Linked DNA regions of Mus musculus: all the other regions are linked to region 1. The links are chromatin loops, found by intact Hi-C in ENCODE. Cell type or tissue: left cerebral cortex. All regions are shown on one strand. Region 1 overlaps Fam91a1 (family with sequence similarity 91, member A1). Region 2 overlaps Washc5 (WASH complex subunit 5). Region 3 overlaps Washc5 (WASH complex subunit 5). Region 4 overlaps Washc5 (WASH complex subunit 5).

Region 1 (2,500 bases):
ACTTAAAGATTTTCATTGGAGAATTATATAATATACATACACACAAAATTCTAAATAATTTGCAGTCTGTCTGAAACATGTTTTTATATTTGAGATGAAATAATGCTTTTATTGTATTTGGCTGACCAGTATCTTTTATTTCAGAAAGTGTTTTTATTATTATGTATTTACATGTACACGTGTATGTACTACAGTATATGTACCTAGAGCTGGAGTTGCAAGAACAACCATGTTCTCAACCACTGAGCCATCTCTCCAGCCCAGTGGCCAGGGTCTTAGAAGGACAAATGCACAGCTGGCTTCTGACCCATAGCTTAAGCTGGATTTTACTAAATACTTTATGTTAATTTAATACACATTAGAAACTGATTTTATATTTCTGTAAGTTTTCTCATGTTATTATCCAGATATAAATTATATGTTGAAATGTCTAACTTCTTAGGACCTTAGTATCACCAAGGAAGGGATAATTGTAATACTGTACAACTTGTACGGCTAAAAGATGAAGTGGTGAATGCATTGTATTTGGCAGGTGTTCAGCACCTAGCAAGTATTCATTCAGGAAATGCTTGGACACAGCAGTACTGTAGCATAAGTTTTAACTTGTTAGGTAGGGAATTGCTAAAACATTTCTTTTTTCTTTTCTTTTTTTTTTAAAGATGTATATATTTATTTTATGTATGTGAATATACTGTTGCTGTCTTCAGACACACCAGAAGAGGGCATCAGATCCCATTACAGATGGTTGTGAGCCACCATGTCGTTGCTGGGAATTGAACTCAGGACCTCTGAAGTAGTAGTCAGTGCCCTTAACTGCTGAGCCATCTTTCCAGCCCTGCTAAACATTTCTAAAAAGGAACCCTTAGTTTTTATTACTGGAAAAAATGTAGTGGCCTGTGCTCTCCACTTTTCTGTGAGATTTCATTTTTTTACATTTTCCTTTGTGTATATGAGTGCATATGTTCCATGGACATGTTGTGTTTGTGTGAAAGGAAGTCATAGGGCGCCTTTCAGGAGTCTAATTCTCTCTGCCATGTGGGTGACTGAGTGTGGGTTGTTGGGCTTGCCATCCATCCAGTGCTGTTTTGCTGGCTCTTTCCCAGGATGTTTTGAAGGGATGCGTACACATGGAAGAATGTGAACAAAAGCACACGCCTTCTTTACTGTACTAGGCAGAGTTTGCTGCTAAATCAGATGAAAGCATTTGGACAAAACAGAGAGAGAGAGAGAGAGAGAGAGAGAGAGAGAGAGAGCTTGAATATGAATGGACACTCTACCACAGTGGCTGCTGTGTGCTGGTCTTGACCTTTGGCCCCTTAGTGACCTCTGCGGACTTGTTTCTTCTCAGGGTGAACTAGAGATGGGGGAGGCAGCCAACCTTCCTCCACTTGTTCCCAAGGCGTCTGTTAACTCTCTGACAGTCAGTCTTCCTTCTGCTGCACATTTTCTTGGCCTATAGGCATCAAAAGCACCGCTCTCTCAACCCTTCTGAGGCTCAGCCCCGCTCGTGTCTTTTCACTAAGGCTGAACGGTCTAGTATTCTCTTTGCCTCAGTAATTGAGAGTTCCTTGTGAACCTTCAGACAGCTCTGTGTAGGTGATGTTGTGTGGGCCTTAATTGTGGGAACTTCTGAAAGGTTGCTATGGAGTGGATGAATTGCATAGAAGCTGTATTCAATTTCTGAAAGATTTCTCTTTTTGCACAGGCATTTGAGTTACACTCTGTTGTTTTATGAAACCCAGTGCTGAGAAAAGTCCGTTTTGTTTATTTCAGTCCCCCCTCTGGAAGGCTTTGTAATGAATCGGGTACAAGGTGATTATTTTGAAACCCTACTCTATAAGATATTTGTGTCTATAGATGAACACACTAATGTTGCAGAGGTAAGTGTGGCAAAAACATTCTTGAGAGGACTTACTGATAATTCTGAGATGGAACGGTAATTTTCACTTTTGTTTTCTAGCTTGCAAATGTCCTTGAGATAGACTTATCGCTGGTGAAGGTATGTTTTTGTTTTTGTTTTTTTTTTTTTTAACCCGTTGTAATGTGAGTACTGGGTGGATTTTGCTAGTTGATTTTCATCTTGATACATTACTTACTGATTCTTATTGGCTGCTTGAGGGAGTCTGCATGGTAGAGGGATGGTTGCAGAGCGAGAAAGGGCAAGGTGGAAGCCCTTAGTCTGTTTTCCACCAGGTGGGATGAAATAGAGCACTCACATGAATGTGGGCACCGAGAAGCAGCCTGGTCAGTATCTTGTTAAAGCTGTAACTCCAGCCTCCTTAGTAGAGGATCTAGGGACCGCAGTCCTGGCTCAGACTGTTCTGTGGGCACGGTACAGGAGGAACTCTGGCACATCACCAGAGGCTTAGTTTTGGAAGGTAATTTTTTCCTTCAAATAATCTGATGTCTGTTTTAATGCTAATTTTCCTTCTGTTCCTTTCAGAATGCTGTTTCAATGTATTGCCGATTGGGCTTTGCCCATAAGAAGGGACAAGTGATA
Region 2 (2,500 bases), 920 kb after region 1:
CTTCATCTGTAAAGTGGTAACAGCAGCAAGGCCTGCCACCTCAGATGCCTGTAAGGAGTGAGTATGCAGACTCGGGGGACATGCTAAGAAGGGACATGGGCCAGTGCTCAGTAGATAATGGCTCTTATTAAGTGCTTGGGTGCTGGACTAAGGACAAGGGAGCACACATCAGTGACACAGGCATGGGCGTCGGGAGGACTGAAGCTCAGTCACACTCAGAAATACTTACTTTGGGTCTGTGATCCGCAAGATTTCTCTGCAGAGTCGACCAATAAATGTTATAGACTCATCCACAGGTGCAAACTTCGGGATTGGTATATGAGTGGATTGGTACATACTCTGCCAGTCTTGAATCTAGAAAACAAAATCATAAATGTCTAGTTCAATTCTGATAGTGTAATTTGTTATCTTTTCTTTACACAATCTTACAAGCAGTGCATGAAGAGGAACAATTAAGTGTTCCTTGGTTTTGAAGAGAAAACATTTTAAATGGCCACCAAAGGCCTCCCTCCTCAAATGCTACTCAGAACATGAAAAGGAAGGGATAGAGGTGTGGCTGAGTGGGTAGAGCGTGTGCCTAGCATGAACCCAGGGTTCCACTCCAGCAGCTCAGCAGCCGGGTACAGTGATGCAGGCCTGTAATCCCACCGCCAGGGAGGTGGAGATGGGAGGACAGAAAGTTCAAGATCATTCTTGGCTAAGTAGTGATTGGAAGGCTAGCTGGGCTGCAGAAAAGTGAGAAATAAGAGAGACGGAGAAACATGGTTTTTTTGTCTTGTGAGTCGAGATGGACAATGAAATCTAGAGATGTAAATTATCATAAACTTCAACAACCTCTTGAAAGTGTCACCTGCATGTGTCAGCCTTGTTAAATGCTGTGTAAAAGCAGTGGCACTTGACTTTGTTGATATTTTGTGGTTCATTAGATATAAAAAACAACTTTCATAGCTATTTTTCAAAGAAGATACACACGGCCCATAAACAGACAGTCATTAGGGAAGCAGGCATCCAAACCAGGTCCATTCCCGCCCTACAAGGCTCAGAAGTGGAGAGTGGCAAGTGCTGGCTGGGGCATGAGGGAGGTGGACGCCCATGCCCTGCTGAGGGAGGGAGGGAGGGAGGGAGGGAGGGAGGGAGGGAGGGAGGGAGGGAGGGAGGCCTGTAGTGCTGCTGTGGATGGACTGGCGGTTCCTCCACAAGCCAAAGAGCAGCACTGGGTCATGAGAGGTCTCAAGGTTCCCACTCTCAAGTCACTGTGTTCTAATGAGCATATCAGCTGCTGCTAACTAAGGCCACTTAGTGACATCTGCTTTCTCCTAACACAGAGCTCCCTGAGGCCAGGTCCATACCCACTCTCCTCTTACCGGCAAGTCTCTGAAAGGTGCTCTGCGGGACTCAACCATTTTCAGTAGCATTATTTAGATGAAAATCAGCAACAACAACAAAACTTTCTTGTTGGTATTGCTGAGATGTGGAATATGTATTTTAAATATGAGAGATAACAGATATAGTCAAAAATTAAAAAAAAAACTTGTTCAATACCTTTGTTCTTAAGAAGTTATTACACTCCTGTTCCACGTTATAATTTATAATACGAGAGACTTCCTCCTGCCAAATCTTCAGACCGTAAATGCTGACGTAGTCCTGTATATACTCAAAGGAGCGATGGAACCCATCCATGGTGGCCCCCAGCTCTTTCAGTTTGGGCATCAACTCACTTGGCTACACAGAGACAACAAGAAAACTATCAACAGGAGCAAACGGTCAACACTAACATGTCTGTTAGACCTTAACTGACACACTAAGGCACCATAGTCATGGGTTTAGACATCGTCAAAGCTTTAGAAAGGTTTCTTCCTGCAGCCAGGTTCACTGGCAGGTCGTGCTGTTAGACACTCTACCAAGAATAGACATCCCTCATTTGGGAAGGAAGCCTCATACAAAGGATATAAAGATGAACATTGATGATTTCAATAGTATCAATTTATGAACACATCTAATATTGTATACCTAACACTTAAGTTGAATTTGTTGAAGTGAAACATTCCTTACACAAAAATTTATGGTCTACTCATTTTTCTCTTTAGGAAAATTATCATACTTTCAAATAGATAACGGAAACATATATCAAAAAAAAAAAAAAAACCAGTCTTTCCAGTTTCTATCTGTGCTATGGTAAACAAGTTCTTTGGACAGTAAGTAACTCTTAGTCATAAGCATCAATTCAGTTCTTAAAACACAGGATGAACAGAGAGAATCATTTTAAAAGGGATTTTTTTTTTTAGAAAGAATCAAGAGCATGTAAGTTGTCACCATAAAGCATATATTGGCTCTGCAGGAGAGAGAAGGCACTTGCTCCAAATGGTGTCCCAGTGCACTCTGGGAGTTGAGTGACAGATCCATTCTGGGCATGTGTACCTTGGCACGAGGGTTGAATATCAGTCCCCGGTGAAGGGCGAAAGCCACGCGTTTAACCAGCTCTTTCCTTATTCCGTCTTCC
Region 3 (2,500 bases), 930 kb after region 1:
TTCTCAGGACTGAACTCAGGTTATGAAGCTGGCACTGCAAGCCCAGGCACTGACTTGAGACGTTAACCATTCTAGGTCAGTGAGAGCATTGAAGAAGCAGGAAAAAAAGTCAGAGAGTGAGCTGCAGTGTCCGAAGTCAGACCCACTTCTGCTCAATCCCCAGCTTCCAGCACCTTTCACAATACACTGTGCTCCTTCAGTCTCTCTGCTTTTCTCCCTATGTGAACTGACAGAGGCAAGCTGCTTCCAGTCCAGTGAATTGACTGTTGCTAGAGATGCAGACTGGATTAGTCAGATAGCTCAGGCCTGACAGGTAGCCAAGATAATATATTCTCAAAGGACCAGTGTCTTTAGTGGGTTGGCTGGATGCTGCTTGTATTCTAGTGCTAATTTGCCCCCAGTTAATTGTGATTGGTAAATAAAGATGCCAACCAATAGCTGGGCAGAAGAGACATAGGTGGGGTTTAGGTTTTGTAGGCTTGGGGTTGGAGGGGACAAAGAAGAAGAAGGTGCTAGGGGGAGGGGGAAGGAAAAGCAGCTATGGGTTAAGAGTCAAGTCAACAGAGCCCCGAAGGCTGCCCAACTGCAGTTAAGAGCAGCCCAGATGGAATAACTTGGGGTTATCAATAGGAAAATAGATTCTAACAGCACAGAGGGCAGGCAGCTGCCCAGTTATTATACTGATTAAGGCGTAGTGTAAATATAAACACTGTGAATGTGAATGTGTCTTTCCTCCAGGAACTCAACGATCTAAGGTGAGGTAGAGACCTCAGGCCGGGGTTTAACATCCACTACAAGTGTTGTCTATGTGACTGGTGTCACTGAGCAAGGCTGTACTGTTGCCCCGTACTTTGTGTACTACTATGGCAGACCCTTCTCCATGCTTTTCACAAGCTCTGGCTTCTGTCCCCAGGGATGCCGATGATTTAGCTCAGTTCCTTGAGAGGACAAATCTTAGCAGACACCCCCATTTTTCACATGCCTGTAGTGTGCATGTCTGGGTGCAAGCACATTTGTATATGTATGCGGGTCAGGATGCACATGGAGGTCCAAGTTAGATGCTGGGAATCTTCCTTGATTGCTCTTGCATCTTACTCTTTGAGAAAGGGTCTGCCAACTAAATTGAGAGATGCAGGTATGGCTAGTCTTACTGACCAACTTGCTCTGGGATCCTGTCTCATGTCACAAGTTGTTAATAAACGTGGGTTGCCATGCCCACTTGGCATATAAGTGGGTTCAAGGGATCTGAATTCTAGTCCTCAATTTACTCAGTGCACTGGATAGTTTTATGTCAACTTGACACATCTGAGAGGACAGGGCTGTAGGCAAGCCTGTAGGGCATTTTCTTAGTGACTGATATGGGAGGACCTAGGTCATTATGTGTGACGCCATCCCTGGGCTGGTATTTTTCTAATCAAGCCAAACAAGCCACGAGGAGCATGCCAGAAAGCAGCACCCCTCCAGGGCCTCTGCATCAGCTCCTACTTCCAGGTTCCTGCCTTGTTTGAGTTTCTGTCCTGACTTCCTTCCATGATGAACAGTGATATGGATGTGTAGGCTAAACAAACCCTTTCCTCCCCAAGTTGCTTTGGTCATGACGCTTCCTCACAGCAGTAATAACCCTAACTCAGCAGGCCATTACCCCGAGTCATCTCCCCAGACCCGAATCCCAGTTTTCACATATTTTCAGAAGTGTGATTCTCATTAATTTCTGTACACCTCATTATATTAACCTCCACAATCTGGTATACTTACCCTGTAACTAAATAATTGTTAAATGTCTAATTCTGTCATTTTCTTTAAAGAACAGTCATTGACGGAAAAAATCTGTTGCTTGAGTCAGAGACATAACTAAATCATAATCTTTTCTGAAATATTTTCTTAGACAGAAAAACCTCCCAAAGACTAAGGCTATTCATTTACTATTTTTACCTCTTTGAGTATAAACTCGAATTGTGCAGTGTCCAATAGCAACTGGAAGAGGATCTTGGGATTGTACCTAGAGTCTGCCAGAATCTGGTCCTTGATTTGACGAAGGCGCTTGTTGTTTGGGTCACAGGCTAGAAATAGGAAGAAGAATTTCCCACTGATTAAATGTGGAGAAAACACCCACAAAATAAGATGTATTCTTAAGTATCTCCCTTCATCTCAAGTATTTAAAAAGTATTAAGCAAAATGTTTACCCACAGCAGGTTGGGAAATACCATATATCCACAGCACGGAGAATGACAACTGAACTTGTAACTACTCATGACGTGGCTAGCAGTCCCTGACTCACTGTTGAATAAAAAAGACAAAGCCAAGTACAGTGTTTTGTAGGCATCTCAGGGTCAGCTTTTCTTAACTGCCCACAGTGGCTGGGCAGGGTCTTCTGGCGCCATTTCATAGGAGACTAGTCTCCTCATGTCCCATCTGTCCATAGTGCTCCTGGTTTAAATGTCCAACTGTGCCACTCAGATGCAGAAAGACAATCTGAAACTGCTATCTACAGAGATCTGTT
Region 4 (2,500 bases), 910 kb after region 1:
AAAGCAAAGCCAATCGTAACCTCGCCTCTGGCTTATAACTTGGTCTTGCTGTCTGTCTAGAGTCTGGACAGACAGGTCTACACTCTAGAGTCATCTATCTCCCTTTGATGTCCTTCAGACTCCATGAGACAATCAATGCCTGTCAACGCCCACACATCCCCATCCTCTCGGCCTTCAGCTACATTTGTTTGCACACCCATTTGAAGTAAATGAGTAGCTGGGACTGGTGTAGCAGACCTGCAATCCCATCTACTCTGAAGGCAGATGCAGGAAAATTTCAAATACAATGTCCACCTGGGCTACAGACTAAATTCAGGGCCGGGCTGGGAAACAGTGAGACAATGTCTTGAGAAGCCAAAGGAGGGCTCAGCTTCAGAGCTCTTAGCTGATGCATACAAGGTCATAGCATAGCAGAATGATCTGCTATGTGGGCAAAAATAACCAAATGGCAATCCGCTAACTTCATGTTCAGCTAGGCTGACCCTTTCAGGCAGCACGGAGTGGAGCTGACACAGTGTCCTAGGGCCATGACTTTTGTTTGTTTTGTTCTATCCTAGAAACCCCACAAGTGAACAGAAGGGAGCATAGATAGCGCTTGCAGAAACTGAAGGTTTACGTTTTGTTCTCTAACAGCACCTTGCGATTCCTGTTTTGTTATACACCATTAACAAAGACTTGCCTGGCCATGAAACTGAGGTATCACTTCCTTCCATGTCTTAGAGGCAGAGGAGCAGGAATGAAGAGAGATGGAACCAGCATGGCAGAGGCACAGGTCTGCTTGCCTTCTCACCATGTCTCCTATCTCCACCAAGACCCAGGCTTACACAGCCCCGGCCAGAAGAACGACAGGGCATTTCCTGGCGGGGAGCACAGGAGGAGCACCTGGTGCTCGCTCCTTGTCCTGACTTGTTTGGAGACCTCAAGCATCATCGCCAGTCCTGTCAGGACAGTGATGAGAGGCATTTGTCCTGACAGGTCGCAGTCCCTCTTTGTGGCATTAAGTTCCACTATTTCTGACTGGCCCTCTGTACCTTGTGCACTGCTCCATTGTGGAGCGAATAAACTGGCCAATCAGTGCCAGGAATTGCTCGGTGTACCGGGAGTGGAACTGCTTCAGCAGCGTGAGCAGACCTAGGACGAGCGGTGGCCAGTCAACAGGGTCGGCAGGCTTCCGGCAGACCATGCCTGTGAGGGAACAAGTTACAATACCCAGTGAATTACTTGCTTTTGACAGTGTCCACTAAATATCAGCCCTCATCAATATCATCACTGCTGGCAGGAGACTATTTTAAGGAAACAGTAGTTCTGGGCTACCTCTAAATCTAGCTGTGGGGTTGGTAGGACATTCTAACAGTCTAAAGACTTAGTTTTTATCATTACTGTTGATTTTGTTTTGCACTATTCATACCTCTATGGTAGAGATTTAAGATGTACATTAATGTGAATAAGAAAACAGAAATCACCTCCAATTGACATCAGTTAATGGCAGCATGGTATTCTAGATACCCAGAAGCATCTTACTCAGTAAACTCAGCTAAAATCTGGGTGAAATGCTTTAAACTTGTGTGTAACAACAGTTCTGAGTGTTGGTGAGGACAGAATCTGCTGAGGTCAACTGAGTGGAAGAAGGGTGGCACAGATGTGCCCCAACACCACGCTTTGGTTGCCCACTTGGAACTTGTGTAAAATCTTGCCTGCGTGGCTATGCTGAGGAGGGGGTGGAGTTTAGGGTGGGGAAAGGGAAGAGGATGAACCTGCCCCCACTTTACACTGGAGGCGAGAAATAACGTGGATGGTTCATAAACCTTAAAGTAAAAGTTGAAACTACAGCGTTTCTAAAAATGACCTGGGAAACCAAAGTCTTCGAGAAAACATTTAATAGTCAAAGGGTCTGAGTGAGGCTCATTTCTAATCCGAAGACTCAGTGTCCCACCTCTAGTCGGTCCCACCAATATGAACAGGTGGACAGAGTGCCTGTGAGCACTTGGTGGGAAGAGGCCAAGGTAGAATTCAGTCAACACTGTGCCTCCCTTCCCCAGCGAGTACTGCTAAAGGGCCATGCCTGGCAACAGGGGGCACTAACAGGAACTGTCAGAGGAACAAGGCCTAGAACTAGTGACTGTTTCTGAATGAGAGGAATAAAAAACAAAACAATAACAACAAGAAAACAAACCAAAAACAAAAATGTTAGGCTCTAAACAGGATTCACTTTAAAAACATTTTAGGAGAGAGGAAGAAGGATAAAGAAGTGCTTAAGGACATAGTAACAGTCTTGCTGGTAGAAATGTTCTTATAGTGCCACTTACTGAATGACTGCAGTGCTAGGTGCTTGTAAAACCAATGAAATGTTAGAGAGCATTAAAAAAAACTTGCGGACTGGCGAGATGGCTCAGACGTTAAGAGCACTGACTGCTCTTCCAGAGGTCCTGAGTTCAATTCCCAGCAACCACATGGTGGCTCACAACCACCCGTAACGAGATCTGACACCCTCTTCTGGTGT

Evidence for each region. Peaks named below come from ENCODE experiments on the same cell type or tissue, not always from the same donor. Only the 100,000 strongest peaks of a DNase experiment are listed, where the experiment ranks them.
Region 2: it touches region 1 in a loop (7-fold over the local background); 7 of 42 quality-filtered maps call a loop at or near these places.
Region 3: a loop joins it to region 1, with 8 times the contacts of the local background. A loop is called at or near these places in 2 of 42 quality-filtered maps.
Region 4: it touches region 1 in a loop (6-fold over the local background); 6 of 42 quality-filtered maps call a loop at or near these places.

What each region holds. Positions count from the first base shown.
Region 1 is chr15:58,428,219-58,430,718 of GRCm38, forward strand. It overlaps Fam91a1 (family with sequence similarity 91, member A1), which reads left to right. Exons shown (of 24, transcript NM_145959.3): 9 at 1,774-1,880; 10 at 1,961-1,999; 11 at 2,444-2,500. Among named protein-coding and RNA genes, the nearest start is that of Fam91a1, 14 kb to the left of the region's middle. In left cerebral cortex, no CTCF peak of the experiment used is centred here; DNase peaks (open chromatin) are centred at 1,072 and 1,617.
Region 2 is chr15:59,343,796-59,346,295 of GRCm38, forward strand. Washc5 (WASH complex subunit 5) reads right to left here. Exons shown (of 29, transcript NM_153548.3): 18 at 2,419-2,500; 19 at 1,543-1,722; 20 at 230-354. Among named protein-coding and RNA genes, the nearest start is that of Washc5, 29 kb to the right of the region's middle. In left cerebral cortex, no CTCF peak of the experiment used is centred here; no DNase peak of the experiment used is centred here.
Region 3 is chr15:59,353,902-59,356,401 of GRCm38, forward strand. Washc5 (WASH complex subunit 5) reads right to left here. Exons shown (of 29, transcript NM_153548.3): 10 at 1,933-2,060. Among named protein-coding and RNA genes, the nearest start is that of Washc5, 19 kb to the right of the region's middle. In left cerebral cortex, no CTCF peak of the experiment used is centred here; no DNase peak of the experiment used is centred here.
Region 4 is chr15:59,334,057-59,336,556 of GRCm38, forward strand. It overlaps Washc5 (WASH complex subunit 5), which reads right to left. Exons shown (of 29, transcript NM_153548.3): 27 at 1,032-1,185. Among named protein-coding and RNA genes, the nearest start is that of Sqle, 20 kb to the left of the region's middle. In left cerebral cortex, no CTCF peak of the experiment used is centred here; no DNase peak of the experiment used is centred here.